2 separate regions of the Homo sapiens genome follow, and region 1 is linked to region 2. Evidence: read pairs that join two places in POLR2A ChIA-PET (ENCODE). Cell type or tissue: Caco-2. All regions are shown on one strand. Links, peaks and the distances in the headings refer to the core of each region. The heading gives the core; the rest is flanking DNA. Region 1 overlaps MPHOSPH9 (M-phase phosphoprotein 9). Region 2 overlaps PITPNM2 (phosphatidylinositol transfer protein membrane associated 2).

What was found. Peaks named below come from ENCODE experiments on the same cell type or tissue, not always from the same donor. Only the 100,000 strongest peaks of a DNase experiment are listed, where the experiment ranks them.
Region 1: POLR2A ChIA-PET joins it to region 2 with 10 read pairs; 5 of 35 experiments call an interaction of 5 or more read pairs at or near these places.

The regions. Positions count from the first base shown.
Region 1 is chr12:123,153,615-123,168,408 of GRCh38, forward strand. MPHOSPH9 (M-phase phosphoprotein 9) reads right to left here. Exons shown (of 24, transcript NM_022782.4): 17 at 13,041-13,175; 18 at 11,688-11,863; 19 at 10,336-10,476; 20 at 9,400-9,520; 21 at 8,501-8,604; 22 at 7,522-7,769; 23 at 7,167-7,235; 24 at 601-3,294. The coding sequence ends at 3,193. Among named protein-coding and RNA genes, the nearest start is that of PITPNM2, 9.9 kb to the left of the region's middle. In Caco-2, for the core only: no CTCF peak of the experiment used is centred there; no DNase peak of the experiment used is centred there.
Region 2 is chr12:123,010,716-123,026,362 of GRCh38, forward strand. It overlaps PITPNM2 (phosphatidylinositol transfer protein membrane associated 2), which reads right to left. Exons shown (of 26, transcript NM_020845.3): 4 at 3,113-3,327; 5 at 1,898-2,019. MIR4304 (microRNA 4304) reads right to left here and starts at 13; the gene lies at 1-13. RefSeq lists an enhancer at 847-1,767. In Caco-2, for the core only: no CTCF peak of the experiment used is centred there; a DNase peak (open chromatin) is centred at 8,426.

The DNA of each region.
Region 1 (14,794 bases), core at 458-8,457, 140 kb after region 2:
AAAATTAACCAGGCGTGGTATGCACCTGTAATCCCACCTACACGGGAGGCTGAGGCAGGAGAATAGCTTGAACCCAGGAGACAGGTTGCAGTGAGCCAGTATCACACCACTGCACTCCAGCCTGGGCAACAGAACTAGAGACTCCATCTCAAAAAAAAAAAAAAAAAAAAAAAAGGATGCTACCTCAAAAACCTACTTAACTCAATGAATCTGAAATATAATATTTCTTGAGCACTTACTAAGCACCAGGCACTTTACAAAATCTCCCTTAATGAAAGGAGTTTTCTTATTTCATCTTATAGCTGAGAAAGGCAGGCCTGTGCCAGGATGTGACCCAGGTCTCTCTGGCTCCAAGTCTCTCCTTTCTTGTCCCCTGAGCCCAGCTCTGCACAACCCTAGCACGGCCACTTTAGCTACATCTGTTGCTTCAGTTGGAAAAGTCCTTCAGTTGCAAAGACCATTTCCATACCTCAGGAGTAGCTCCTGCAAACAGAGGCTTAGCAAGGGAAAGGAAGGGGGCAGATCCAGGCATCAGGGGAGAGTTCACTTTCTATTTGCATTTTAAAAGGCACTTCCCAGAGGTGGCAGATTTGCTTAGGGTTTTTTTTTTTTTTTTCTTTTTAAACTATTAATACCTGCAGCAAAGCCCCAAGCCAACAACAAAAATAGTTTATACCCGGGGATAATAGCTGCTATTTAGAATTGCCATCTTTCCTGCTTTTAGGTGGAGTGTTTTTTCAGTTGAGTGTTCATAAGATAAGCATTACCGAAGAGAAAGACAGCAGAAAGAACTTTCCTTGGTATCCCTCTTCACAGCTATGAAGAAAAAAGAATACATTTTTTAGAAATAAGTGACTGATAGCTCCAATCTATTACACACTTCAAATATCAAAGCATATGCTGAGAGAGAGGCGCAGAAGATGTTTTGATGGAGGTTAACGCCTTTTTTGGAATAAGCCAATATAGGCTACTAAGAAGATAATTCCTTGGCAAGATAAAACTATCATCTCTTCTGAAATGGCATTTTTTAATTCTTAAGAATGTAGTAGATTTTACAATAAAAGTAGGGAACAAGGAAATATCCTAACAATTTTCAAGTTAGTTTTTAATGTCATATCCAGGAACACATTAAAGGTGGTCTTACTAGGTCTTGACACAAGCTGTACTGGAGCTTGATTAAAATGAACATTTTCTTTACCAAGACTAGATTTTTTTTTTCTAAAGGCTAGAAAACCAAGAATAAAGAATACCAAGAATAGGCCGGGTGTGGTGGCTCATGCCTGTAATCCCAGCACTTTGAGGGGCCAAGGCAGGCGGATCACATGAGTTCAGGAGTTTGAGACCAGCCTGGCCAATATGGTGAAACACCATCTCTACTAAAAAAAAAAAAAAGATATATACATACACACACACACATAGACATATACACACACACAAAATTAGCCGGGCGTGGTGGCAGATGCCTGTAATCCCAGCTACCCAGCAGGCTGAGGCAGGAGAATCGCTTGAACCCGGGAGGCAGAGGTTGCAGTGAGCTGAGATCATGCCATTGCACTCCAGCCTGGGCAACAAGGGCAAAACTCCATCTAAAAAAATAAATAAATAAAATAAAATAAAAATAAAAAACAAGAATAAAGGCACTTGATTCTAATTATAAGTAATTTTGATTAGCCTGAAGTCTTCAAAAGTTGCAGAGTAGGGAGCAAAGGTTCAACTGCACTGTCAGACAGGCCACCCTCCTTGCTGAGAAGGGAGCAGGGCTGTGGACCCCTGGCCTGGGGACCAGCCAGGTGAAGGGTGCTCAAAGGTCATTTGAGAGCCTGCTTGGAATAACTGGGATGGCTTGGTTCATTCTAACTACTTATTATTAAGAGCCACATAAAGAGGAAAAGCTCAAAAGCAAACCAAAATTTAAAACCTGAGCATGTTTAGTACGAATCCATTTTGAAAGTTTGGATGAGTCTGTTTATCAACATGTACCGAGCTGGAATATGTGGGGCACTGCGTTCTGATTGGCTACCAAAAACTAAGTAGTTACACAGCTCCAACTTAACCAGCAGTCCCAACACAAACCTGCCAATGCTCCTGGATCAGAGGAGAGACTCCTGCCCACGTGCTACTTCTGAGAGCCAGCGGCTACCACAGAGGCAGTGGGCTGGAGCCCTCTGCAAGGCCGAGGGGAAGGCACCAGGCTCCATCCGGACACACTCCCTGTCCATTAACAAATACAGTAGATTGTGATGATCTAAAGTCTAGTGTTCTTACAGCACCTACAGTGGAAATATTTTCCTTTTGGCCAGGGTGAAGGAGTGGAAAGGGGTGAACATATCCAGATGACAACTATGACGGACAGCTGAAGCCATGCACACTAAGAAAACCAGGCTGCCCTCTTAATCCCTCACGGGGTGGTGGCTTGTATTTCAAAGGGTTTATCTGTCCATTTATTGTCCAGGGTGGGACACAAGTTAATTCAGAACAATGGGCAGAGAGCTACTCTGAGAGCCCTCCAGAGAGGGCTCTCCAATTGTTTAACTTTTTTAGAAAAGATAAAATTAGAGAATTACAATCTCTCTTTTTTCTCTTACAGACAATAAAGTTTAAAGAAAATGAGTTATATTCATGTAGTTTTCAAAGCTTTCCAAGAGTCCATTATTACTATTCTGATATTCACTCTAAGACACGTTTCAAATACGAATTGCATTATCATTTTTTAAAAACCTCAACACAACTGAAATCCAAGGTACACTGTAATTGTTTATGTATTCAGCATGTACTAGTCTATCATTATGGAAGCTATTAAGCTTTATTTTTTAAAAACTGAATTGTATTTACAATGTAGAACAAGTCTATAAAATTGATGTGCAGTTAATTGTAAAAGGATAACACTATTTGTTTAGAAACAAGCTGCTTCCTCTGTTTATATTTCCTTATTCTTGATATAAATTGGAGACAGATACTATTTAAAAATAATGCTTTTTAAATAGTAAAATATACAAGAGATTCCTGAGCATAACAAAAATATCTTGAAAATATGTGGCCATTTGAAGTATAAAATAGCAAGTGTAAGAATAGCATGATTGTAAAACTACTGTTTGAAGGCTTATAAACAGTACAAAATAGTTTGCCTTTTCTGACTGCATAATTATACATTAGTGCAAACAAAAATGTCTCAAAATTTAATGGCTACAAATCTCAAAGATTTGCAGAGGTGCGCAAAACATGGAATTTCTTTAGCGTCATGCGAACTGAACCCAGTTCTCGATTAATCCTTTCCAAACGATCTTCCAAGGCTTCCTAGGTGAAAACAATGGGAAAAGTTTAATTAGAATTCTATACCAAGTTCTATAATCACCACCAAACTGACCTTTCTTTTAGCAAAAGAGCAAGTATAAACACTAAAATTACAATTATTTTGCTTTCTACACGAAACATCTTATGATTTCTTTTAAACTGGACAATATGAATTAGCTTTTCAACTATTCCAAATAACTGCTGTACTTTAAAATATTCTCAATATGTTTGACACATTGAGTATATGGAAATTCTAGTAATAGCAATACAACCAACTGGAAGAGGATAATTCTTTGGCTCTGCTGAAGTGAGAACAGTACAAGAGGAGCCTAGGAGGTGCTTCACACATTTCACCAGAAGAAATGGACACATTTGATCAGTGCTGCATCCCACACATACATAGATCAAATAACTTTCTTCTCACCAAAATTTCTAAGTTAAAAAGGAAAAAAAAAAAACACTGAAGGATACTTTTCTTAAAAAAAAAAATAGATTTCACAATGAATTAACAATTGCTATTTTAAAATAAACAATATTACTGTTAAATAATACCTGGACTATATATCATTATACATACTTCTGTGTTTTTGTTGAGACAGGGTCTTGCTCTGTCACCCAAAGCTGAACTGCAATGGCATGATCATAGCTTACTGCAGCCTCAAACTCCTGGACTCAAGCAATCCTTCCACCTTAGCCTCTCGAGTATCTGAAACTACAGGCAGGCACCACCACACCTGGCTGATTTTAAACATTTTTTTTTTTGCAGAGACAAGATCTCACTATGTCACCCAGGCTGGTCTCGAACTCCTGGCCTCAAGTGATCCACCCACCTCGGCCTCCCAAAGTGCTGGGATTATAGGCATAAGCCACTATACCCAGCCTCATTTTAGTTAATTTATTCAGTATTAATTCCAATGGTGTCCTGAAATAAAACTTAAAATTTTTTTCTTTAATTATAAAAGGATTATAGAACACTTAGAATATAGAAAATTTAGAAGACAAATAAGCAAAAAAGAAAAAAAAACTGTTCCTCTTTCCTGTTTTTTCTGCATACATATATATGCATACCACTTTTATTTTATTTTTTTTTTTTTGGTTGGGGGAGACGGAGTCTCGCTCTGTTGCCCAGACTGGAGTGCAGTGGCACAATCTCAGCTCACTGCAACCTCTGCCTCCCAGGTTCAAGCGATTCTCCTCCCTCAGCCTCAAAAGTAGCTGGGATTACAGGTGCCCACCACCATGCCCGGCTCATTTTCATATTTTTAGTAGAGACAGGGTTTCGCCATATTGGCCAAGCTGGTCTTGAACTCCTGACTGCAGGTGATCTGATCTGCCCACCTCAGCCTCCCAAAGTGCTGGGATTACAGGCGTGAACCACTGCACCCAGCCGTGTATCATTTTTAAAAGAAAAATAAGGCCAAGCATGATGGCTTACACCTGTAATCCCAGCACTTTGGGAGACCAAGGTGGGAGAATCACTTGTGGCCAGGAGTTCGAGACCACCCTGGGCAACACTGCAAGGCCCTGCCTCTACAAAAAAATTTTAAAAATTAGCCAGGTGTGGTGGTGCATGCCTGTAGTCCTAGCTTACTCAAGGGGCTGAGGCCTCAGAGGTCAAGACTACAGTGAGCTATGATTGTGCCAATGCACTCCAGCCTGAGTGACAGAATGAGACCCTGTCTCAAAAAAATTAAAAGAGAAACCTAAGAAGAGAATCAAACTCTATCTCAATTTTTTTTTTTTTGAGACACAGTCTCACTCTGTTGCCCTGACTGGAGTGCAGTGGTGCAATCTCAGCTCACTGCAACCTCCAACTCTTGGGTTCAAGTGAACCTCCTGCCTCAGCCTCCAAGTAGCTGAGATTGCAGGCACACCACCACAACCGGCTAATTTTTTTGTATTTTTAGTAGAGACAGGGTTTCACCACATCGGCCAGGCCGGCCTCAAACTCCTGACCTCAAGTGATCTGCCCACCTTGGCCTCCCAAAGTGCTGAGATTACAGGCATGAGCCACTGTTCTCGGCCTCAAAATATCTTTGAATTAGGCCGGGCCCATGTGCCTGTAATCCCAGCTACTCAGGAGGCTGAGGCAGGAGAATCAGTTGAACCAGGGAGTTGGAGGCTGCAGTGAGCCGAGATTGCGTCACTGCGCTCCAGCCTGGTGACACAGCGAGACTCCGTCTCCAAACTAGATAAATAAAAGATTAGCCAAGACAACCCCACACCTTTTAAAAAATGATCACATTGGCAGGTATTTTTTTTTATTATTCTTTTTCAGAGACGGAGTCTTGCTCTGTCACCCAGGCCGAGTGCAGTGGCACGATCTCAGCTCAATGCAACCTCCACCACCCAGGTTCAAGCGATTCTCATGCCTCAGCCTCCCGAGTAGCTAGGACTGCAGGCGTGCACTACCACGCCTGGCTAATTTTTTGTATTTTTAGTAGAGATGGGGTTTTGCCATGTTGGCCAGGCTGGTCTTGAACTCCTGACCTCGTGATCCGCCCACCTCGGCCTCCCAAAGTGCTGGGATTACAGGCATAAGCCATTGCGCCTGGCCATGGCAGGTTTTTTTTTGTTTTTTTTGTTGTTGTTGTTTTCCCAAACATACAGGTTTCAGGATGGGGAAGAGCTTATCTTCATACACGGCAGGTAGGAGTAGAAATTGTCTCAAACATCCTGGGTTACAACTTGACATATATCCAAATCCTTAGAAATTTGCATTTCTTTGGACCTAGCATTTTTATTTCTGGGAATGACTCCTAAGGCAATACTTACACGTGCAAAGAGATATGTTTAAGAACTTTATTGCAGCCTTATTTATGATATCCAAAATTAGAAGCAACCCAAATTTCTACTAAAACATTCTTGGTTAAATACGTTACTGCTGATGGAATATTGTACGTTAATTTAAAAGGATGTTATAGAAAGATATTTCATAACATGAAAAGTTCAATTGAAAGTTTATTTTTTTTTTTTTTTAAGACTGAGTCTTGCTCTATTACCCAGGCTGGAGTGCAGTGGCACCATCTTGGCTCACTGCAACCTCCACCTTCCAGGTTCGAGCAATTCTCCTGCCTCAGCCTCCCGAGTAGCTGGAATTACAGGCGCCCACCCCCACACCATGCCCGGCTAATTTTTGTACTTTAGTAGAGACGGGGTTTCACCATGTGGGCCAGGCTGGTCTCGAACTCCTGACCTCAGGTGACCCGCCTGCATCAGCCTCCCAAAGTGCTGGGATTACCGGCATGAGCCACCACGCCCAGCCTATAAATTATTGACTAATATTTATCAGAACAAAAAGACAAAGTCAGAAAAAAAGAAGTTGGGGGCTGGGCACAGTGGCTGGAACTCCTGACCTCAGGTGATACACCAGCCTCAGCCTCCCAAAGTGCTGGGATTATAGGCGTGAGCCCCTGCGCCCGGCCTACGGCTCACTTTTTGAACCTCTACAGCTATTCAGTTTCCAAAGTGTAACCATTTTATCTGCTTGCTAATGGAAAGGAGTTCAGAAATAAATTACAGATTTGAGGAGGGAGAAATCAAACAAAAAGAGAGGCAATCTGTGAGCACTAACTTAGTGTAAAATCTGTTGAAAAGCATATTGCCATTTGCTCTCAAGTTAGTTTCTTGAAAATACAAGGGCATGAACACCTTCTTCTCTAAGTCTAAAGGTAAAATCAATTTTTATTCCTGAAAGCTAGCTTGCAGTTATAAAATTGCTATAATCAAACACTTCCCGTAAAAGCTAAAAGTTTTGACTGCTGCTTCAGTGTGTCTAATTTTCACTGTGCCATGATTTTTTAAACCCCTCTTAGATAACTGGAACACTGACTGGCATCAAGCCTCTAAAGCAGATTCAAGCTAAGACATTTCACCTGATTTAATCTTGTCTGTAAAGTGATTCGTCCTCCAGGAGAAGGCATCCTGCTTAGTGCTGCCTCAATCTGTTAACACACGAAAAAAATATGTTTAAATTACTGGCAGGGAGGTTTATCACACAGAATGGAAAGAAAAGGTTTTGGCTTAGTATTTCCTTGTCCATTTCATCTCAACTTAATTTCCCTCTGTCAATTAGTAACGACCACATGGCTCAAATCCGTTGCTAGCACAGCTCTGGTATGTTATCCCATTGTAATTTCCTGAGACAGGTTTGACTCAATAATTCCCTTCTCCTTAGACATAAGCATTAAGTTCAGAAAACAATTTTTAAAAATATTTGTTTGTTTTTACCTGGTCCTTTTCTTTTGTAAGTTCATCAAAAAATCGTTCTGTTTCAGCTAGGGTCCGAATTTTTGCTGTATATTCAAAATCATTCCCCTGTGGAGTGACTGAAACCGGCTTACACTGTTCGTAGCTAACTGATTTATTCTTCTCCCAGGCTGTTCTCACAGATACTTTCTTCACTCCATTTGGCACCGGTTCAGGGCAAGAGCTATGATTAACATGGTTATCGGTGGCTTTCTCAGAATAAGTTTTTTCTGTCAGAGAGGAGAGAAATTGCTTATATTTCTTATCAATTTTTCGTGTAGGTTGCATATATATTAAATATGTTGCCCAATTTCACTTTCTGGATATAGCTGCTATGTGGCCCAAAAAAGTAATGAAAAGAGATACAATAATCAATCTTATTTACTCAGTGCTTTTTTCTCCAAAGAATTCTGAAAGCTTTGCCCTCTGTTTGACAATCTTTGCAACTTCCCTTAATGAACTTAAGCAAACTTCATGTAAACATAAATGAACTTTAAGTAAACTTAAAGCAAAAAAAAAAAAAAAAGCTTAAAAACTAAATAATACATCACATTTAGTGGACATACACCAACACTAAACAGTTAATGTTTTGAGGGCCTACCCAAGTGATTTCACATACATTGTCTTATAGCTTTATTCCAAATTTAGAATATAAATGAGAAAAAAAAAGTTACCCAAAGCCTAAGCTGCATATAGAGAATAAAAGTAAAGAGAATAACTGAGCAGTGTGGCCCTGGTAATTAAACATCAACATTCCCTGTACCTCAGTTTCCCAACTTTTCAATGAGGATAACAACATTGACATAACAACACGTAGCATCATGAGTGCTTAGTTTCAGACGCCCTTGAGTGGGAAAATATTTAAGTGCAAGATATTATAATATTTAGAACACTGAGAGATACCAGAATCTCAAAAAATGAATGATTAAAACCATAACTAATATTTTTTAGGAAAAGATACCTTCCGAGTCATCTAGAGGAAGAAACTGGAGTTGCTTTCTTGGATTGGTACGTTGTAATGTAGACACAGGAACAGTATCTAAATCATCCAAAAGTATATCAAATCTATTGAATGAAGCAAGTTACTTGTGAGAAAAAAAATGTTAACTGATTTTCCCTATCTCCACTACAAAGATGAGCTGGCATCCAGCTAACTCACATATTTATGTATTTTCTTAAAAGAAAGCTGGTTATGTAATTGTCTAAAACTGAAATTTATTTCTATTTTCTAACAAAATTGTATTTACAAACTAAAGACTTAAAACACTTACCCATACATTATCTCATTTGATATTTATAAAAACCTTATGAAATAAGCAGGGTAGTTATTATTATCCCCGTTTTATAGAAGAGGAAACTGAGGTTCAATGTGCTTAACTCATCTCCGCAAGAGCCTGACAGAGTTGGGTCTGGAACCAAGAAGCAACATCCCTCCCCGCTAATAGCACACACAGCTGCCCACACTTCGGAGGGGACAGATTCTCAGCAGCACAGGTAAACATGCATTTGGTGCCAGGGCCATACCAGTAAAGCCCACTTTCCTGTACAAATGGCCCAAAAGTTTTCCCGTATCATAAACCTTTTCAGGAAAACAAAGAACTATCATTCTACATACAAAAGCTGACAGGGGTGCTGAGGTGATAATTTAAAATCTAGTAGTAGCAAGTTTACATAGTTAAAAACTGTGTTCATTGTACTGCAGTACTTTAGTTGTAGTATGACATTCACTTATGATTTAAATGAAATTCACAGAGTTCCCACTGGTAACTGAAAAATTAGTGATAGCTAGAGACATAAGTCAACATTTAGAAAAAAATCACTAATATAGTAAACTTTATTCTACAATTTTAGAGAACTTACCGAATTGGACTGCTCTCATTTTTGCTAAGCAGATGACTAAATCCTGGGGACAAGTTTTCTTTAGGGGATCGCTTTGGACTATAAGCCACAGTCACTGGTGTTAGCATAATCTCTCTTTTTGCTATAGAAGAAAATGAAGAGGAAATATTCTTTTCCTTCTATATGTATCAGCATAACAGTTTCTTATTCAGTATTTTTTTTCTAATTTTGAAAGGAATATAATTTCAACGTAAAACTTTGAGAGAGAAATAAGAGTGTACAAAAAAATAAAATCACTCATAATCCTAACACCTAGAGGTAACCACTGTAACACTGTAGTATATCAGACAGTACTTTCAGCACTCTGACTCAAAACTGGTTTTTCAGGATTTTAGAAGTCGACTGGAAATAAGATGGAAACAGCAGTACACTACTGAACATTCCTATAACACAATAATAAGAATCTCCTCAGCTGGTGTGAAAACGGAAATTCAGGACAGGAATTCAATGCTTCAACTTTAAAACCAACCTGTTATTGGCTAAAGAAAAATGGTGACTAATGCTAAGTACTTGAGATCAAATACATAAGAAGTATATTTGAGACTAGCTTGGATTAATTTGATTGAATTAATGTTTGGATAGCTGGCATTTTTAAGTATTAGTTGCAAACAATTTAGTGGACACAATAAATTATTAGTATTAGTTGTAAACAATTTACTGGACACAATAAAAAATCTCACTTTAATAAACAGATTTCTTCATTTACATTTGTAGTATCTATGTGATCAGACAATTTTATTTATGAACAAGATCTTATTTAGGGGTCCTCTGCTCAGAGTACTCTACTAGGTGCTGAGGATACAAGAGAAACCAGAAACAGGCAAGCAGCGGGCACAAATAGATTTGACTCAGAGATCACGCTTTTGAACCCAAGAGATGTACACATCTAACTCTTACTTGGAGTACTTGATTTACGATTTGAAGGTGGTAAAGATGATGATCTCTGTGAGGCCGAATTAAGTCTCTTTTGTCTCTGTTGGGCACACTTTTCTGGAGAACGACTTGCATTAACTGAAGTTTCAGTTTGCCGAGGATTTACTACAGCAGACCAAAAAAAAGCAAAACAAAAAACAAATCAAAACAAGCCTACGCTTCAGTTATCCACCTTTATTAACAGGTGGTTACACATGGTTACACACCAAGCCCCACAGCTTAGGTTCTGCTCAAAGCATTTATTCTCACCAGCTAGGTTATAGTGACTATTTGCAAATGCACCACATTATAATGATAAAAAATGCTTGATGAAGAAAAATATGGGAGTTTATAATGAATTCATTCTGGCTCCCTGTTTACAATCGGCATTCAAGGTGATTTTCAAGAGGGTTATTTTTAGAAAGCAGGTTACTAATTTATTTACTAAGAGACACTGCTTGGGAGATGTAACCGCAAAGACGCTGGCAGGATGACTAAGGGGTCTGAGAAAGCAAGCATAGTGGAAAAGGAGAGAAATGTATTGGTGACCTGGACCTGTGAAAAAACACAGTATTAAAGACACTACTTGCCTTATCTACAGATGCTCAGTAACCAAGAAAGAAGAGGAAATGTTATATCTCACTTCATGAATACCAAATGCCTATCACAGCCTTCTGATGTGTGCAAGTAAGATGGACTGACAGGAATTTTTCAAATATCCTTAGGAATGCCATGTAAGGCCAGGAGCAGTGGTTCACGCCTGTAATCACAACACTTTGTGTTTACACTTTGTGTTGTGTTGTGGAGGACAAGGCGGGTGGACCACTTGAAGCCAGGAGTTCGAGACCAACCTGGCCAACATGGTGAAACTCCGTCTCTGTTAAAAATATTAAAATTAGCCGGGGGTGCTGGAGGGCACCTGTAATTCTAGGTACTTGAGAGGCTGAGGCAGGATGATAGCTTGAACCCTGGAGATGGAGTTTGCAGTGAGCTGAGATTACGCACTGCACTCCAGCCTGGGCAAAAGAGTGAGACTCTGTCTCACTGTCTCAAAAAAAAAAAAAAAAAAAAAAGAATGCCATGTAAGCCTTTTTCATAATCGGAATGTAAGATTCAACTGGCTTTGTACAAAAGGTACATGTTATGCCAGAACTGTGATAAATTATTAACTAGGACATTCAATTCTCTATGAAACGGGGCTGAAGTAGCAGTAAAATAGCAAGTTTACAGAGCTAAAACTTTTAATTTCATTACCTAAATATTTTAATTTTAACGAAGGTAATATAAATGGGGAAAAGATATCTATATCCATCTATCTCAAACAAGGAAATACTCACTATTTGAGGTGTCCTCTTTCTCTGTCTGTGTCCCCCAATTTTTAAATATTTTTCCCTCATCAAGTTCTTTTAAAGCTCTCATGATCGGCGTGTCTGAAGTCTCTCTTTGCTTTTTTATCAACAAGCTTGTTGATGAACTTCCAGGTGAAGAATCCTTTTCCAGAGGTGAACGGTGCCTTAAACAATAATTTTAAGACATACAGTGCTATGGACTAAATGTCTGTATCTTGCCCCCCGCCCCCACACCAAACATACATGTTGAAGCCCTAATCTTCAATGTGATGGTGTGTGGAGGTGGGGTCTTTACGAGGTAATTAGGGTTGGATGAGGTCATGAGGGTGAAGCCTCCAAGATGGGATTAATGCCCTTATGAAAAAGGGAAAGAGGCAGGAGCGCTCTCTCTGTGCACACACACCAAGGAAAGGCCATGTGAGGACATAACCAGGAAGAGGGCCCTCACCAAACACTCAGCACCCTGATCTTGCACTTCCAGCCTCCAGAGGTAGAGAAAGAAATGTGTGTTGTTTATGCCACCCAGTCTACGGTAATTTGTTATAACAGTCCAAGCTAAAACACACACTTTACTGGGGTTGTTAGGGGAATAACAGAGTTGACAATTATACTCCACAATGAGCATGCTTTGCAATGCAAATAAATTAAACCTGCATACAGTGCTTTCCCATCCTTCTAGTCCTACACTTAGAGGAACAGCATCTGCACAGCACCCTGGAGTAAGCGGCTGAGGCTGCTCACGCAGGCTCGGGGCTCGGGCTGGCCAGAGCCATCTGAAGTGGGAGAGGATCTACATCTTTTGTTTGTTTTTAGACAAGGTCTCACTCTGTCACCCAGGCTGGAGTGCAGTGGCACAATCATAGCTCACTGTAGCCTTGAGCTCCCCAGGCTCAAGTAATCCTCCCACCTCAGCCTCCCAAGTAGCTAAAACTACAGGCGCATGTCACCATGCCCGGCTAATATATTTATTTTTTGTAGAGGTGGGATTTTGTCATGCTGCCCAAGCTGGTCTCGAACTCCTAGGCTCAAGCGATCCTCCACGTTGGCCTCCCAAAGTGTTGGGATTACAGGCGTGAGCCACCACACCTGGCCTGAGGATCGACATCCTATCCTAATCACAAACCCATACTGTGCCACTGAGCACAGGTGGGGAAGCTTGGCAGAGCTCATGGAAGTAAAATATTCTAAAAGTAGTAGCCTTTCAAAGTAAAATAAAAGTCAGGTTCTCAAAATTAAGACATTAAAGAACCAAAGAGAGGGCTTCCCAAACTTTTAAAAGCAATTGAAATCTCTAAGAAAACATAACATCCCTAAATAGAATCTTTAGCAAAGTTATCTCACCCTAGGCTACAGGTTTCCTCCAGCTGGTTATCCACGTTACTGTCCTGGGTGTCCAGAGGCTGGCCAGTAAAGATGGAATACTCTGCACCTGGAATCAGCCATTTCCGCCTGCTGACGTCTGAAGTTGCTAGTGTGCTATTAGAATGAAAACGGTCAGGCATTATAAAGGTCTGCACTTCATTTCAGACTGCATGTGCATATAAAACAATCTGCTCTCAAACAGTATTTACACATTTGTACACTAATTTAAAAATCACATGTAACAATCTATATTTTGGATACAATTTATTTTACAGTTTTATGATTCAACTTAACTGTTGTTCTAGGTTTCTGTTACTTCTGAATCTCAGTCAAGATTCAGGTACTTGCGGCTCTGAACATTCCCCTCACTGTCTCTCAGGCATTTCACACCCTTTACACTCTGTGCCCCTACTGTAGCTGAGGGTAAAGTGCTGAAGGAAGCAGGGCTGCCCTTCTTGTTCCCTTCAGACCAGCACTGTCCAACAGAATCTTCTGCAAAACCAGAAATGCTATCTGCACTGTCCAATGCAGCAGTCACAAGTCAGGTGTCACTACTGAACACCTGAAATGTGGCTGCTGAGACTGAAGAACCAATTATAAAACGTTAATTTTAATAATGAAAGTTTTCAGTATCAAAATGGAGTCACTAATGTCAAACTCCCAAAAAATGGAGCTGGGAGGCACAAAGGAGCAGCCTCTCACACAGATGCTGATTATGGGAACTATTCTGAATTCCTCAGAACGACAGTATTCCAGATAATAAGCTGCTTGTACAAGGAAACATCCCTAACAAGGGATGTCTCCACCACTGAGCTAATGCTAATGCCTGCAACATGCTCCTGTAACCAGTGGTCTTTGTTTTAAAATAGCTTAGTGGACTGTGGACTGCCCTTTGTCTTTTAAAGTTTCCTGTGTCCCAACCCCTTTGGACATGCTTATGGTTCACCACAGCATGCGTACTCCAGCTTGCAAACCCCCAACATTTCCAAATAAATTTCTTTGGAGAGTCAGTCTCTGTCACTGATTTTAGGTTGACATGATTGATTTAAATAGTAATAGTGGCTGTTGGCAGGACTGTACTGAACAGCGCAATTCTAGACATTGCTCCCCCAGCTCATCTGAGGTTCCCACCATCATGTTAACCCCCAGTCATTCCCCAGACTTTAGAGCCTGCCTTGTTTTCTCCACACCTATGCCTGTTCTCACACTAGGCAACTTCCTGACCACTCTCTCCAGTGAGGTGACCCTCTACTCCTCAGCCAGCCACCTCAGAGGGTACTTGCTGGCTTTTGTCAAAACCAGAGAACACACTCCCCTTAAGAAACCAATACTCCAAAGACTGTGCCCCTATTCTGCCTCCCGCCCTCAAGCTTCAGCAACGTGACCTACGATCCTTGGCCTCTCCATTTTCCATTTATCAACCCCTCCTAGTCTGACTAGGTCCTCTTGATCTACCCTGAAGTCCACACTCACGATACTTTCTCTCTCACCTTTCACCACACCTGACTGGCAGCAAAATCTGAGGACTGGCTGACTACAAAGGCCGCGCTTCAGGTCTCAACTCCTACCACTGAGCTTTGCTGGAAAAAAGCCACCAGCTGGGCAGACTCATCACCACCTCAAGCGGACACCCCAAACCGCCTGACCGCCTGGCAACATGACTTTCTTTTTTTTTTTTTTTTTTGAGACGGAGTCTCGCTCTGTCACCCAGGCTGGAGTACGGTGGCGTGATC
Region 2 (15,647 bases), core at 4,434-12,433:
CGGCCACTTCTCTCCAAGCTAGGAGACCGGACAGTTCCCTGAGAGCCAAGTGGACCCAGGTATAGATCTGAGGCTGAGAGGGATGCAGGCAGGCTGGCCTGTTGGAAAAGCCTTCCTGGACAGAGACCGGAAGAGATGTCTGAAGAGGCCTACAGGGGGTGTCTGGCCAAGCTTGCTCCAGGCTAGGCCTGAGAGCAGGGGCAGATGCCACAGAGGTAGGAGTGCAGAAAACAGGCTTAGGGGCTGACAGGACCTGGTGAGGGTGACAAGAAGATGGGTGATGGCTCTGGGCAGGACGTAGGCCAGGCCACTTATGATCACAGGCTTCCCCTCCACAGCAGCATCTCAGAGCCCTCCTGTGTGCTCACTCCCGAGGCACATGTGTGTTGGGCAGGACTGGGGCACTCACTGGGTGAGAAAGAGCCCCAGTAAAGGGTTTGTGGCTCACAGAACCCTTTTTTGCGGTCGGTTCTGCTCTAGCCAGGCCCTTGGCTGCCTCATTTTCTCCAATGTGTGGGCCCCTCTGTATCCAGGCTGCAGACTGCAGACACAGACATCAGCTCCACCAAAATCAGCAGGGTCAGGAGCAAGTCTGAGGACCACAGAATGCCAGGAGGGATGAGCACTCTTCCTGGAGCAGACCATATGCCCTGCCCATGTGAGCCGGCAAAGACCCTGCATGGGAAATGTCACAGAGACTTAGGACCCATGGCAGCTGGCCTCAGAGGGAGCCTGCAGAGCTCTGGCAGTGTCAGGGCTGCCTGCTATGGGAAGAGCTATGTACACCCCAACCCCAATTCCTACGCTGACGTACTGAACACAGTGCCTCAGAATGTGATCTTATCTAGAGATAAGGTTTTCAAAGAGGTAATCAAGTTAAAAGTAAGGCCATTAAGGTGGGTCCTAACCCAGTATGACTGGTGTTTTTATAAGAAGAGGAGACAAAGAGGTAGACAGACACAGAGGGGAGTGACCATGTGACGAACGAGGCAGAGATTGGAGGGATGCTTCTACAAGTCAAGGAGCACCAAGGACTGCCGGCAAGCAGACACTGAAGGGGCCTGAACAGAGTCTTCCCCAGGGGGAAGAACCCACCATGCTGTGATCTCAGACTTCTGGCCTCCAGAGCCCCGAGAGAATAACTGTGTGTTGTGCAAGCCACTCATGCTATGACGCTTTGTTTCGCAGACCCAGGAAATCCCAGCAGAGGTGGGGGGGTTGGGCCTGGAGCAGCTCCTGGGCCATGGACACCCACCCCCAACCCGCATGCCCTGCCTGAGATGCCTCCACAGTGACTTGGGCCTTGTACCCAGAGGCTGCAGGAGGGTGGCTGCTGAGCTGCACTGGCCCACATATGTGTTTTGTTTCACTGGCATACATTTATTTACAAAGATTTTTAATTGGTTGCTAACATTTAGTATTGGGAGATTTCTCATGAACATCCTTATCACTGGCTTCTCTTGAAAATGAAGATTTAACAAATGGGGCCCATCCCCTACATGTCACTGTCATCTGGAGGTAGTGGGTAGGGCACCCACCATCAAGAGGACATAGACCCCATTATGTGCCGGGGGCACTTGTGCATGGCTGTCAGCTAGAGATGGATGCCCGAGCCCATATGTACTTCTGGGGAGTAGGGATCCCGCAAAGGGATGGAGGGAAGCAGCTCTGGGTGGAAAAGGCACTTGGACTTGGTGTATATATCAGGAGAATGGGGCTGAGAAGGCCTGCCCTGCCTCCCCCATGGGCCCCATGCTTGCTCCAACTCTGACCTGCCTGCCCAGGACAGGGCCAGGTCTGGAGTCTACCAGGTGTGGGGAAAAGGGGCAGGACAAGAGGGACCTGTGGGTAGGAAACCCAGAGTACAGCCCTGTGGGGCTCTGCCCTTCCTGGTTACCGATTGTCAGCTGGTTCTTTTCCACAGGAGAGAGGTTGAACACGTCGGGGTTTTCTCCAGCATCAGTTTTATAAAAGGTTTCAATGTCGATGGAGAATTTCTCCACGAAAGGACAGGTGAACCTGTGCGGAAAGGAAAGCACTCATCAGGACCTGTCCTTGGAGAGGCCCAGTGTCCTGGCCAGGGCCTGTTGACCCACTGGGTAGGAGTGGAGCTGGTGAGCGGGCATGGAAGGAGGGTGGAGGGTAGCCGAGACTTGCCTGCCCTGTCCACCTCTTGGATCGCCACTTTGTCCCAAGAACAGCCAGGATGGGGGCAGGGAAGGATTTAGGGGGAGCAGAAGACAGTGTATCCTCAGTGGCTTCTAGAAGCCCCATGTCCAATGTCCACAGCATGGCAGGAACACGGGCACAGCTATGGCAGCATACTGCCAAGCAGGAGGAAGCTGGGGTGCTCCATGGGGCATGCCACCTCTAGTTCCCAAGAAGCCAGCTCTGACAATGGGGGAATAGCCTCTCTCTAGGCTGGAGATGAGCTTAGAGGGGAAAGTACTACTGGGAAGAGGAAAAAGCTCCGTGGATCCCTCAGCAAGCTCCAGGTGCCCACCAGCGTGGGGAAGGGAGCCCCAGGAGATTTGTGGGGACCCCACCTGCTCAGCAGTAGACAGCTTGTGGGACCAGCTCCCATCTATTCAACTCAGCAGTGATAAGCTACACACTGCAGGGCACAGAGTGAAGAACCCTCTGCCAGGGAATCCCAAGGACAGCCCTGCTCAGCATGGGATGTGGGACAACACTGTCACAGCAGCTGAAGGTCTCAGAGTTGGAAGGGACTTCTGGGTCATCTGTTCTACCCTCAGTTTCTTTCCAGAAGGCTGTCTCAGCCTTCTTAGGGAGCCTGAAGTGGGTTTACATTCCCTGCATCTTCTGGAATGGCAAAGGAGTCTCCAACAGCCCTCGCTTGACTCACGCCTTCATGGCCTCCACACGTAGGCAGTCAGGAGGCATCTAGGGGTATATCCTTCCCTCTCTTGCCTGTGCCTGCCCTAGGTGACCTTCGGGGCACCTGTATGGAACAAAGCCTGGGTTCCCTGGGGTTATGGGTTGTTGAACCTGCTTGAAGGCTGATCCCATCCCCTGGATCTATGCCACAAGATTGCTTCCCGCCAGATGGCATGTGGAGGTGGGAGGCACATGGAGGCCAAAGCAGGCGCACCTGGTTCGGGTGTAGGGGTAGGCATTCCAAGACTCCTCCACCACCCGCAGGGCTGCCTTGGGCAGGATGGAGCGGAACCAGCTGGGAATGTGCATGCCCACATGATACACCTTGTGTGTGTACTGCCCAGAGCCGCCTGGGCCATCTGTGTACGGCCGGTTCTCCAGGATCTCCACGCCGCTGCCTTCGCCATATGTCTCGTTACGGCTCTTCTTCTGTGGGGACAAAAGCACCTGCAATGTGTGTGGGGCCAGAGCACTCTTCAGGAGGGAAGGGGCACAGGAGACTGGGCCCAGGGGTGTGGAAAGGGAGGAGGGGCTTTGGTCAACGAGGCTGGCTCCTCCTGTGTCACTTCCAGGCCCCCAAATCTATATGCCAGGGCTTGTGCAAGAGGCTGAAGGGGCCACAGACTCCCTCTCCCAGACCTAGTGCTGCACACACAAGTCCTATATTCTGACTCCCACCTGTCCCAGGACTAAAAGCGTTCCCAAGATCAGGAACAAGACAAGGATGCCCACTTATTTGCTTTTCCTCAATATTGTGCTATAAGTTCTAGCTAAAGCAATTAGACAAGAAAAGGAAATAATAAGAGGCAACTGGGCACATTGGGTCACGCCTATAATCCCAGCACTTCAGGAGGCTGAGGTGGGCAGATCACTTGAGGTCAGGAGTTTGAGACCAGCCTGGGCAACATGGTGAAACCTTGTCTCTACTAAAAATAGAAAAATTAGCCAGGCATGTGGCACATGCCTGTAGCCCCAGGTACTCAAAGGCTGAAACAGGAGAATCGCTTGAACCCGGGAGGCAGAGGTTGCAGTGAGCTGAGATCACGCCTCTGCACTCCAGCCTTGGTGACAAAGTGAGACTCTGTCTCAAAAAACAAACAAAACAAAACAAAACAAACAAAAAGAATAAGAGGCATCCAAATTGGAAAGATAGAAGTAAAACTATTTCGATTTCCTGATGCCATAATCTTATATATGGAAAATGCTAAACAATCTCCACCAAAGCCTGTTAGACCTAATAAATAAATTCAACAAAGTTGCAGAATACAAAATGACACATAGAAATGAACAATGTCAAAGAAAATTAAGAAACAATTCCATTTATAATAGCCTCTGAAAGAATAAATACCTAGGAATATATTTAACCAAAGAGGTGAAAGACCTGTGCACTTAAAACTACAAAATGTTGCTGAAAGAAATTAAAGTTCTAAATAAATGGAAAGACATCCCGTGTTGATGGATTGGAAGATTTAATATTGTTAAGATGGCGACACTGCCCCAAACAACCTACAGATATAATGCGATCTTTATCAAAATCCCAGCAGCTTTATTTGTAGAAATGGAACAGCTGATCCTAAAATTCATATGGAATTACAGGAGACCCGGAAGAGCCAAAACAATCTTGAAAACAAAACAAAACCAAGCTGGAGGACTCACACTTCCCTATATCAAACCTTACTACAAAACTACAGTAATCAAAAAAGTGTAGCACTGGATAGGATAGACAAATAGATCAACAGACAGACAGACAGAATATAATTGAGAGTCTAGAAATAAACCATATATCTATGATCAATTAATTTTTGAGAAGGGTGCCAAGACCATCCAATGTGGAAATAATAGTCTTTAAAAAATGGTGCTGGGACAATTGAATAACAACATGTAAAAGAATGAAGCTGGACCCTATCTCACAGCAGATACAAAAACTCGAAATGAATCCAAGATTTACAAATAAGAACTAAAACTATAAAACTATAAGATGCTTGAGAAATGGTAGTTTAAAAAAAGAAATAAAATCACAAAATGATAAAACAGAAGAAAACTGGGGCAAACAAGGTCATCTTTATGACCTTGGATTTGGCAATGCTTTCTTAAATATGACACCAAAAGCACAAGCAACAAAAGAAAAAATAGATGAACTGGACTTAACTGAAATTAAAAACCTTAGTGTATCAAAGAGCACTATGAAGAGAGAAAAAGACAACCCACCAAATGGGAGAAGACATTTGCATACCATGTATCTGATAAGGGACTTGTATCCAGAATATATAAAGAACTCCTAAACTCAACAACAAAACAACACAATTCAAACATGAGCAAAGGACTTGAATAGCCATTTCTCCAAAGAAGATATACGAATGGCCAATAAGCAATGAAAAGATGTTCAACATCACTATTCATTAGGAAAGTGCAAATCAAAACCACAATGAGGGCCAAGTGTGGTGGCTTATGCCTGTAATCCCAGCCATTTGGGAGGCCGAGGCAGGCAGATCACTTGAGGCCAGGAGTTAGAGACCAGCCTGGCCAACATGGTAAAACTCCGTCTCTACTGAAAATACAAAAAGTAGCTGGGCGTGGTGGCACACTCCTGTAATCCCAGCTACTCGGGAGGCTGAGGTAGGAGAATTGCTTGAACCCAGGAGGCAGAGGTTGCAGTGAGCCAAGATCGCGCCACTGCAGTCCAGCCTGGGTGACAGAGCAAGATTCTGTCTTTTTTTTTTTGATATGAAATCTCGCTCTGTCACCAGGCTGGAGTGCAGTGGCATGATCTTGGCTCACTGCAATCTCCGCCTCCTGGGTTCAAGTGGTTCTCCTGCCTCAGCCTCCCAAATAGCTGGGACTATAGGTGCCCACCACCACATCCAGCTAATTTTTTGTATTTTTAGTAGAGATGGGGTTTTACCATGTTGGCCAGGATGGTCTTGATCTCTTGACCTCATGATCCGCTCGCCTCGGCCTAAGACTCCGTCTCAAAAACAAACAAAAAAACAAAAAACACAATGAGATAGCACCTCACACCCATTAAGGTGGTTAGTATTCAAAAAAACCTAGAAAAAAGAATCAATGCTGGTTGGCATGTGGAGAAACTGGAACCCTATTGGTGGGAATATAAAATGGTGGGAATGTAAAACTGTTGAAAATAGTTTAGTAGGCCAGGTGCGGTGGCTCACGCCTGTAAGCCTAGCACTTTGGGAGGCTGAGGTGGCTGGATCATGAAGTCAGGAGTTTGAGACCAGCCTGGCCAGCATGGTGAAACCCTGTCTCTACTAAAAAAATACAAAAATTAGCCGGGCATGGTGGTGTGTGCCTGTAGTCCCAGCTACTCAGGAGGCTGAGGCAGTAGAATCGCTTGAACCTGGGAGGCGGAGGTTGCAATAAGCCGAGATTGTGCCACTGCACTCCAGCCTGGGCGACAGAGTGAGACTCCATCTCAAAAAAAAAAAAAGAAAAAAAAAGAAAAGATAATAGTTTAGCAGGGCAGGCATGGTGGCTCACTCCTGTAATCCCAGCACTTTGGGAGGCTGAGGCAGGTGGATCACTTGAAGTCGGGAGTTCGACACCAGTCTGGCCAACATGGTGAAACACCGTCTCTACTAAAAAAATACAAAAATTAGTCGTGTGTGGTGGCGCATGCCTGTAATCCCAGCTATTTGGGAGGCTGAGGCAGGAGATTGCTTGAACCCAGGAGGCAGAGGTCACAGTGAGCCGAGATTGTGCCACTGCACTCTAGCCTGGGTGACAGTGAGACTCCATCTCAAAAAAAAAAAAAAAAGTTTAGCACTTTCTCAAAAAGTTAAACATAGCATTACCATATGACCAGCAATTCCACTTCTGGGTATGCACCCAAAATAACTGAAAACAGAGACTTGAACAGATACTTGTACACCAAGCCTTCAGATGACTCCAGCCCTACCAGCTGCTGCCATGTATTCACAGAAAAACCTGTACACCAATGTTCATTGCAGTATTATTCACACTAGTCAAAAGCTGTAAACAACTCAAGTGTCCATCAACAGATGAATGAATAAAATGTGGTCTATCCATACAATAATAGAATATTATTCAGTCACAAAGAGGAATGAAGTAATGCTACATACCACAACATGGATGAACCTTGAAAAGATTCTATTAAGTGAAACAAGCCAGACACAAAGGACCACATATCCTGTGATTCCATTTACATGGAAAGTACAGAAAAGGAAAATATATAGAGACAGAAAGTGAATTAGTGGTGGCCTGCTGCTGGGGAACATGGGGGAAATGAAGAGTGATGCTAATGGGCGCAGGGCCCTCCCTCCCTCCATCCATCCCTTCCTCCCTCCCTCCTTTCCTTTCCTTCATTTTCTTTTCTTTCTTCCCTTTCTCTCACTTTTCCTTCCTTCCTTCCTTCCTTCCTTCCTTCCTTCCTTCCTTCCTTCCTTCCTCCCTCCCTCCCTCCCTCTTTTCTCTCTCTCTCTCTCTCTCTTTCTCTTTCTCTCTTTCCTCTTGCTTTGTCACCCAGGCTGGAGGGCACTGGCATGATCACAGCTTGTTGTAACCTCTAACTCTTGGGCTCTAGTGATCCTCTCACCTCAACCACCTGAGTAGCTGAGACTACAGGACCATTCCACCACATCTGGTTAATTTTTTAAAATAATTTAATAATTTAATAATTTTTAATTTCTTTTCTTTTTTCTTTTCTTTTTTTTTTTTTTTTTTTGAGACAGAGTCTCATTCTGTCACACAGGTTGGAGTGCAGTGGCACGATCTAGGCTCATTGCAACCTTCGCCTCCCAGGTTCAACCGATTCTCCTGCCTCAGCTTCCCAAGCAGCTGGGATTACAGGTGTGCACCACCATGCCTGACTAATTTTTGTATTATTAGTAAAGACAGCGTTTTGCCATGTTGGCCAGGAGTTTGGGGTCTCAAACTCCTGACCCCAAGTGATCCGCCTGCCTCGGCCTCCCAAAGTTCTGGGATTACAGGCATGAGCCACTACGCCCAGACATGCTCAACTAATTAAAAAATTTTCTTTTGTAGAGAATGGAGTCTCACTATGTTGCCCAGGCTTGTCTCAAACTCTTGGCCTCAAGTAATTCTCCTGTCTCAACCACCCAGAGCTTTGGCATTACAGGCTGGTACAGGTTCCTTTTTCTTTTTCTTTTCTTTTCTTTTTTTCCTTTCCTTTCCTTTTTTTTTTTTTTTTTTTGAGACAGAGTCTCACTCTGTCTCCCAGGCTGGAGTGCAGTGGCGAGATCTCAGCTCACTGCAACCTCTGCCTCCCAGGCTCAAGTGATTCTCCTGCCTCAGCTGACCAAGTAGCTGGGATTACAGGCGTGTGCCACCAAGCTTGGCTAATTTTTATATTATTAGTAGAGAAAGAGTTTTGCCATGTTGGCCAGGCTGATCTCAAACTCTTGACCCCAAGTGATCCACCTGCCTCGGCCTCCCAAAGTGCTGGGATTACAGGAATGAGCCACCGTGCCTGGCTGGTACAAGTTTCTTTTGAGGTGATGAAAGTGCTCTGGAATTAGGTAGTGGTGATGGTTGCACAACTCTGTGAATATACCGAGAACCTTTGAACTGTACACTTTAAGTGGGTGAATTATATGGTGTATGAATTATAGCTCAAGTAGCTGTCAAGTTATTTCAAAATCCCGTGGGTCAAGGGGGCCTGAGGGGTTTGCTGAAGAATGTTCTGTTGCTTGGCCTGGTGCTGGTTACACAGGCATATTCACTTTTTGCAAGACCATCAGGGTAGACACTTATGAATCATAAACTTTTCTGTATATATACAACACTTGAATAAAAAGTGAAAAAGAATTAGGAATGAAACTGGGAAAGAAAAGTCTGCAGGCTGCTCAGAGCACCCCACCTTTAGAACACCAGGCCGATGAGGGCCCTGCCACTCAGCCATCTCCCTGACACAGCTCCAGCACACCACTATGAGCTGACTCTTGCCAGGCAGCAGGGTCTCTGAGAATGAGCAAGCGCTCCTCTCTCCCTCCAGGAAAGCCGCAAGCCCCATCAGCCAAATAGTTAAAGCTGAAATAACCCCAAATAGCAAAATCCCCCACCCAGTGGAGGGCCTGTGCAGCCCTCACCCAGAGGAGTTCACAGAAAGTAGAAGAAAGAGATGTCATTGTCCAGGCTGGTCTGCTTTGGGAAGAATCATCCCTGCTCCAGACTTGGAGTACGTGGAAGACCTACCCCAAAGAGAACAACTATCATGTGATTAGAAGACATGAGGGGAGGCCTTCACTCAGCCTCAGGGGGGTCAGGGAAAGTGACCTGCAGGGGAGCTGGGAGGTGGGGAGGCACTCACCAGGCAGGGGTGGACAGGACAGATATGCTGGGTAGGGAGGCAGGTGACAGAGCTGAAGGTCTGTGTCTAGAGGGAGCCCTGGAAGCGTGTGGACTCAGTTGCCTGGGTGTAGCCTGCGAGGCAGGAAGTGGCAGGGAAGGGCCTGGGAGCTAGGCAGAAGCCATATCACAAAAGTTTTTTTATTTTTTTATTTTTGTTTGTTTATTTGTTTTGAGACAGATGAGACAGAGTCTGGCTCTGTCACCCAGGCTGGAGTGCTATGGCATGATCTCGGCTCACTGCAACCTCCGCCTCCCAGGTTCAAGTGATTCTCCCACCTCAGCCTCCCGAATAGCTGGGATTATAGTCACGCGCCACCACACCCAGCTAATTTTTGTATTTTTAGTAGAGATGGGGTTTCACCATGTTGACCAGGCTGGTCTCACACTCCTGACCTCAAGTGATCTGCCCGCCTCCGCCTCCCAAAGTGCTGGGATTACAGGAGTGAGCCACTGTGCCCGGCCATAAAAGGAGCACAGTTTTGATGCTAAGGGAAGGAAAGGGTTTAAGCAGGAGAGGAGCACAATCTAATCTGGGTCCCAGGAAGAACGTCCTGGTACATGTATAGAGAATGGGAGATCCCCTGGCATGGGCAGCTGCCCACAGGGGTGTTCTTTCCTGGGTTTAGATAGGAGGTGAGGCCCCCAGCTCCGGGAGCAGCAGGAGATGCCTCTGTGCTCAGCAGGTAGGCCAGGTACTTAGCGGCTTTATGAACATGAAATCTTGGTAGCTGAGGGCAAAGGAGAGAAGGGAGAGGCCGGGCTGCAGTTGAAAGTGGTCAGTGGGCGAGGCACAGTGGTTCATGCCTGTAATCCCAGCACTTTGGGAGGCTGAGGCAGGCAGATCACCTGAGGTCAGGAGTTCGAGACTAGCCTGGCCAACATGGCAAAACCCTGTCTCTACTAAAAACAATAATAAAAAAAAATAGCCAGGCGTGGTGGTGGGTGCCACTAATCCCAGCTACTTGGAAGGCTGAGGCAGGAGAATCTTTGAACCTAGGAGGCAGAGGTTGCAGTGAGCTGAGATCATGCCATTGCACTACAGCCTAGGCGACAAGAGCGAAATTCCATCTCAAAAAAAAAAAAAAAAAAAAAAAAAAGAAAGTGATTAGTGAGCCCAGGTACACTTGGTACACTACAGACCAGTGACTCAGCCTTTTCCTGCCCACCATGGTGGGATAGAGGCCCCATGCCCCTGCGCAGCCACCCACCCTGCCCATGGGCTGAGATCTGCTCCTTACCCTGTGCCCAAACATGTCCTGTGCTCAAACTGGGTAGAGGCCACAAGGTCCAGGCAAAAGGGAGCCACATCTTTACCATGTGGGCCACAGGGGCCCCAGCCCTGTTTACTGAGGACCCACCTGCTGAGAATTTCAGTTTATTTATTTATTTATGAGATAGGGTCTCAATCTGTCCCCCAGGCTGAAGTACAATGGCATGATCATGGCTCACTGCAGCCTTGACCCCCCAAGCTCAAGCAATCCTTCTGCCTCAGACTCTAGAGTAGCTGGGACTACAGGCGTGCACCCCACCACACCCAGCTAGTTTTTTATTTTTTTGTAGAGTGCCTTGGTCTCTCAAAATGCTGGGATTACAGGAGTAAGCCTCTGTGCTCAGCCTGGGAATCACAGTTTCTAAATCAAGCCCCACTGCGGTGTCAGGTGAAGACCATTCCCCTTGAACAGCAAGCTGCCCTTCCCTGAGGATGTGGGGCATGGAGTTTACCTTCAGCTATCAGGGTCCAAGAGGGGCTCCCTCTCAGGGAGGTGGCAGAACATGCGGGCTTAGAGCATAGTTTCTGTGGTTCAAATGTCTGGGTACAAACCCTCCTCTTTTTCTTTCTTTCTGTGTGGTCTCTGATAAGTTAACCTCTATATGTCATCATCTCCCCATCTGTAAGAGGAGGAGAAGCAATAGTACTGGCTAGGTTGTTGAGAAAATTAGATGCGAGCATGTGTAGCTGACGTACACAGGATGAGCTCAGGTTGTGTGCACACTCAGCAGCAGGGAACATCATCCCAGGATGCCACGCCCTGGCTTTATCCCAGCAAGGAGAGTGGCAGGGGAATCGCCATGGCTCCAAAGCCAGATGTCTCCATGGCTTCAAAGTTCCCCTGAAGGATGGAGTGAAGAGCCAGGCCTGGAAAACCCTTCATTTCCGGTGCTCAGAGGCTCCCGGTACAGCCAAGAGGTGCGGGGAAGGGCGGTGAGGAGGGGCCAGGCAGCACGGCTCTCCGCTCAGCCTTTTTCTGGTCCTGGATCAGCCATTGATGTCAGCACTTGGGCTAAAAGGACAGGGCAGAGGAGTGCAGCTGGGTCTCAGCTGTGCCTCTGATCAGGATGCGGCTGCGGAGGAAGGCCCTTTTCATAGCTATAGGCACCAAGACCGCTCGGAAGACCCACAGAGCATCAGACACCAGCGCTCCTCGTGCACACTAGGGCTGAGACTCAGATAGCGGCCACAACTGCTCAACTGTCATTATCAGGAGCCAATGCAGGCAGGGAGAGAGGGCTTCCTGGAAAAAGAGGCTACCAAGGGAGGCAAAGAGCATGAATGAGAGCCCCAAGCAGGAGATCTCCTGACCCTGTCTCAGTTTACAACTTGCCTTTGCACCCACCTGTTCTCTGCACTTCAGAGCCCTGAGATGTTGTGGGATCATGCTCCCCACTCCACAAGTAAGAAACTGAGGCACAGAGTACTGGAGCCAAGTCTCCCAGGCCATGAGTGACTGTGGTAGTGCAGAGACAGAGAAGCAGCCACAGATTGCATTAAACTGCAGAAACCTGCATGTGCATCAGAACCCCCAACCCCTACCTAATAGGCACCAGGCATGGTGGGTAGCTGGTCTGGCAGGAATTGAGGGGAAGGGGAGGTCTGTTCCTGAAGGAGGGGCACCGGCCAGATGCCACATCTACACTCAGGGATCTGATGTGCCCTGCCTCTTCCCCCAGGGCCCTCCACCCAAACCTCCCTCCCCAGAGCCCCGCTGGGACCAAGCAAGGCGGGCTGTGCTCTGCTTGTTCTCCCAGCTCCCTGCCACAGGGGCATGACTCTGTCTCCTGGCTGGGCCAGCAGCTTCTCCTGCCCATTAGCCCTGACATGGAATTTATTGCACAGCTGAATGAGGTAGGCAGTTCGAAGCACAGGCTGGGCTGGGGCCAGCTCACTGGAGGGAGGGGACAGCTAGGAGTGGCCCTTGCTGCCAAAGAGCCTGACCCCAGGGTAGAAATGTGTCTCCTGGACTTGGTGTATGGCGCAGGGAACTGAGGGCTGTGCTCCCTGTGAGGGGCTCACTGAAGCTGCCACTCAGAATGTCAGTGCGCAGGCGTGCATGCGTGCACACACATGTGGCGTGTGTGTGCATGCAGGAGCCAAGGCCCATGGATTCAGGGCTCTTCTGGGTGGAGCAGAAGGTGCACGTGACCAGAGCCATCTCTAGAGAAGGCAAAAAATGGAACCAGGAGGACACTTACAAAGACATCCTCAAGATGACCTACTTGTGGTATACATGGGGAAACTGAGGGCCAGGGACTGGAAGCAACATGTTTGGGCCACAAGCTGGAGGGTTAGAGGTAGCTGGCGAGGCAGAAGGGATTCTGGTGGGACTCCTGGGCAATGCACAAGTCCACAGACTCCCCAGAGGACGCCACCTTCTCACTGGCTGCTGCCAACAGCTCATTAAAAACACGTTCTCCTAAATGTAAGGGCTCAAACTATAAAACTCTTAAGAGAAAACATAGGCATAAGTCCTATGAACTTGAACTGGCAATCGTTTTGGAGCCATGACACCAAAAGCACAAGCAACAAAAGAAAAGACAGATAAACTGGACCTCATCAAAATTAACAACTTTTATGCTTCAAAGGACACTAAAAAGAAAGTGAAAAAACAACGTACAAAATGGGAGAGAATTTTTATATACAATATATCTTATAGTAACTTATATCCAAAATATATACAGAACTCCTCCAATGCAACAACAGAGAAACAACAACCCCATTCAAAAACTGGCAAAGGAGCTGGGCATGGTGCTGTACACCTGTAGACCTAGCTACTCCAGAGGTGAAGTTGGCAGGATGGCTGGAGCCCAGGAGTTCAAGGTCAGCCTGAGCGACATAGCAAGACCCCATCTCTAAAAAAATAGTAAGAATAATAAAGGCAAAGAACTTGAACAGACATTTCTACAAAAAGATTATACAAATGGTCAACGAGCAAATGAAAAGATGCTCAACATCATTTGTCATTAGGGAAATGCAAATCAAAACCATAATGAGATACCACTTCACACTCACTGGGGCGGTTAAAAAGACACACAGCAGCAAGTGTTGTTCAGGGTGTGGAGCAATGGAACCCTCGTACATTGATGGTGGGAACGTAAAATGGTGCAGCTGCTGTGGCAAACAGTTTGGCGGTTCCTCAAAAAGTTAAACATAGAGTTACCATATGACCCAGCAATTCCACTCTAGGTAAATATCCAAGAAAAGGAAAACATATGTCCACATAAAAACTTATACATGAATATTTATGGCAGCATTATTCACTGTAGCCAAAAAGTGGAAACAACCCAAATGTCCACCAACAGATGAATGGGGAAACAAACTGTGGTCTACCATGGAATGGAATATTATTTGGCCATAAAAAGTAACGGAGCACTGGCACATGATACAAGAGGGATGAACCCTGGAAATATTATGCTGAGTGAAAGAAGCCAGACACAAAAGGACACATATTGTATGATTCCATTTATATAAAATACCCAGAATAGTGGAATCTATAGAGACAGAAAGCACATTATTGGTTGCCTGGGGCTGGGGTGAAAATAGTGATTTCTTTTTTGGGGTAATAGAAATGTTCTAAAATTGATTCTGGTGACGGTTGTACAACTCTGAATAGGCTAAAAACCACCGAACTGTGCACTTTAAATGGATGAGTCATGTGGTGTGTGACTTATATCTCAATAAAGCTGTTATAAAACAAAACAAACAGAAACCAATCCTGCCTTTTGTACTAAGATCAAAAAAATCAAATGTGGCAAGCAGGAAGGGGCCTCGCTGGCACTGTGAGAGAGACATGGGTCACCTCTAAGCATCTCTCTGCCATGAATGTCCCTCCCCGTGTCCAAAAGCTCAGTTTTCTGCTTATGCAGGAAACCTCATGTTTGAGGCAGTGGCGACTTTAAGCCGAGCATCTGTTTCCATGGTGACATGATGGGCTAGCCAAGGGCATCCTCGGTCAGCTTCCTGAACAGCAGGTGTGTATGTGTGCGTGCATACACCTAGGCACACAGATGCACATGCATACACAGCCACAGGCCTCTCTAAGGCACAAAAAATGTGCTATATCTCCATGGCCCAGAGCGATTGAGTCCCCTTCCAAAACAAAAAACAGACAAGACTCTGGGTGAGGCCATAGGTGAGGTCAGGGCAGGCATGTGTCATCTCTCCCTCTTTAAAAGAGCTCCTGGAATGTGGACCAGATTTTTTTTTTTTTTTTTTTGAGACAAAGTTTCGCTCTTCTTGCCCAGGCTGGGGTGCAATGGTGTGATCTTGGCTCACCGCATCCTCTGCCTCCCGGGTTCAAGCGATTCCCTGCCTCAGCCTCCTGAGTAGCTGGGATTACAGGCATGAGCCACCACACCTGGCTAATTTTGTATTTTTACTAGAGATGGGGTTTCACCATGTCCATCAGGCTGGTCTCGAACTCCCAACCTCAGGTGATCTGCCTGCCTCGGCCTCCCAAAGTGCTGGGATTACAGGTGTGAGCCACCGCACTCGGCCTATGTGGACCAGATTTGTAGTGAAAACAGCAAGCTCTTCCTGGATGCTCTAAGCTCCCACCTCTTCCAGTAGCATCATTTATTTGTGGCTATGCTAAGTGCTTTGCATGTACATTCTCCTTTAGTTACTGCAACATCCCCTTAGGAAAGGTGTATTAGCACTATTACCCCCAAGTCACAGATGAGACGATCGAGGCTATGAGAGGCACAAACTTGTCCAAGGTCACACAGTTACTAAATGGCAGAGCCAGGCCTTGAATTCAGACCTGTGTCATTCCAGAGCCTGCTCAGCCCAAAGCACCAAGGTGGCTCAAGGAAAAGACCTCAGCATAAGATAGGTGCTCCGTAAATTCTTATTGAACAAATAAATGAATTCTAGTCCCAACTCTGTGACCAGCTCCCTCTCCTCCTGGACAAGTCACTTCTCTTTGGTGTCAATTTCCAAACTCTAAGTGGAGACAGGACTACCTATCTGTCCATGCCCTGGCGTAATGGGTGGAATGTCCCCACCAGGCCCTTGGAATGTGACCTTATTTGGAAATAGGGTCTTTGCCGATGTAAATGGAGTGACGTGGCCACAAACTAAGGTATGCTTGGAGCCACCAGAAGCTGGAAGAGACAAGGAAGGGTCT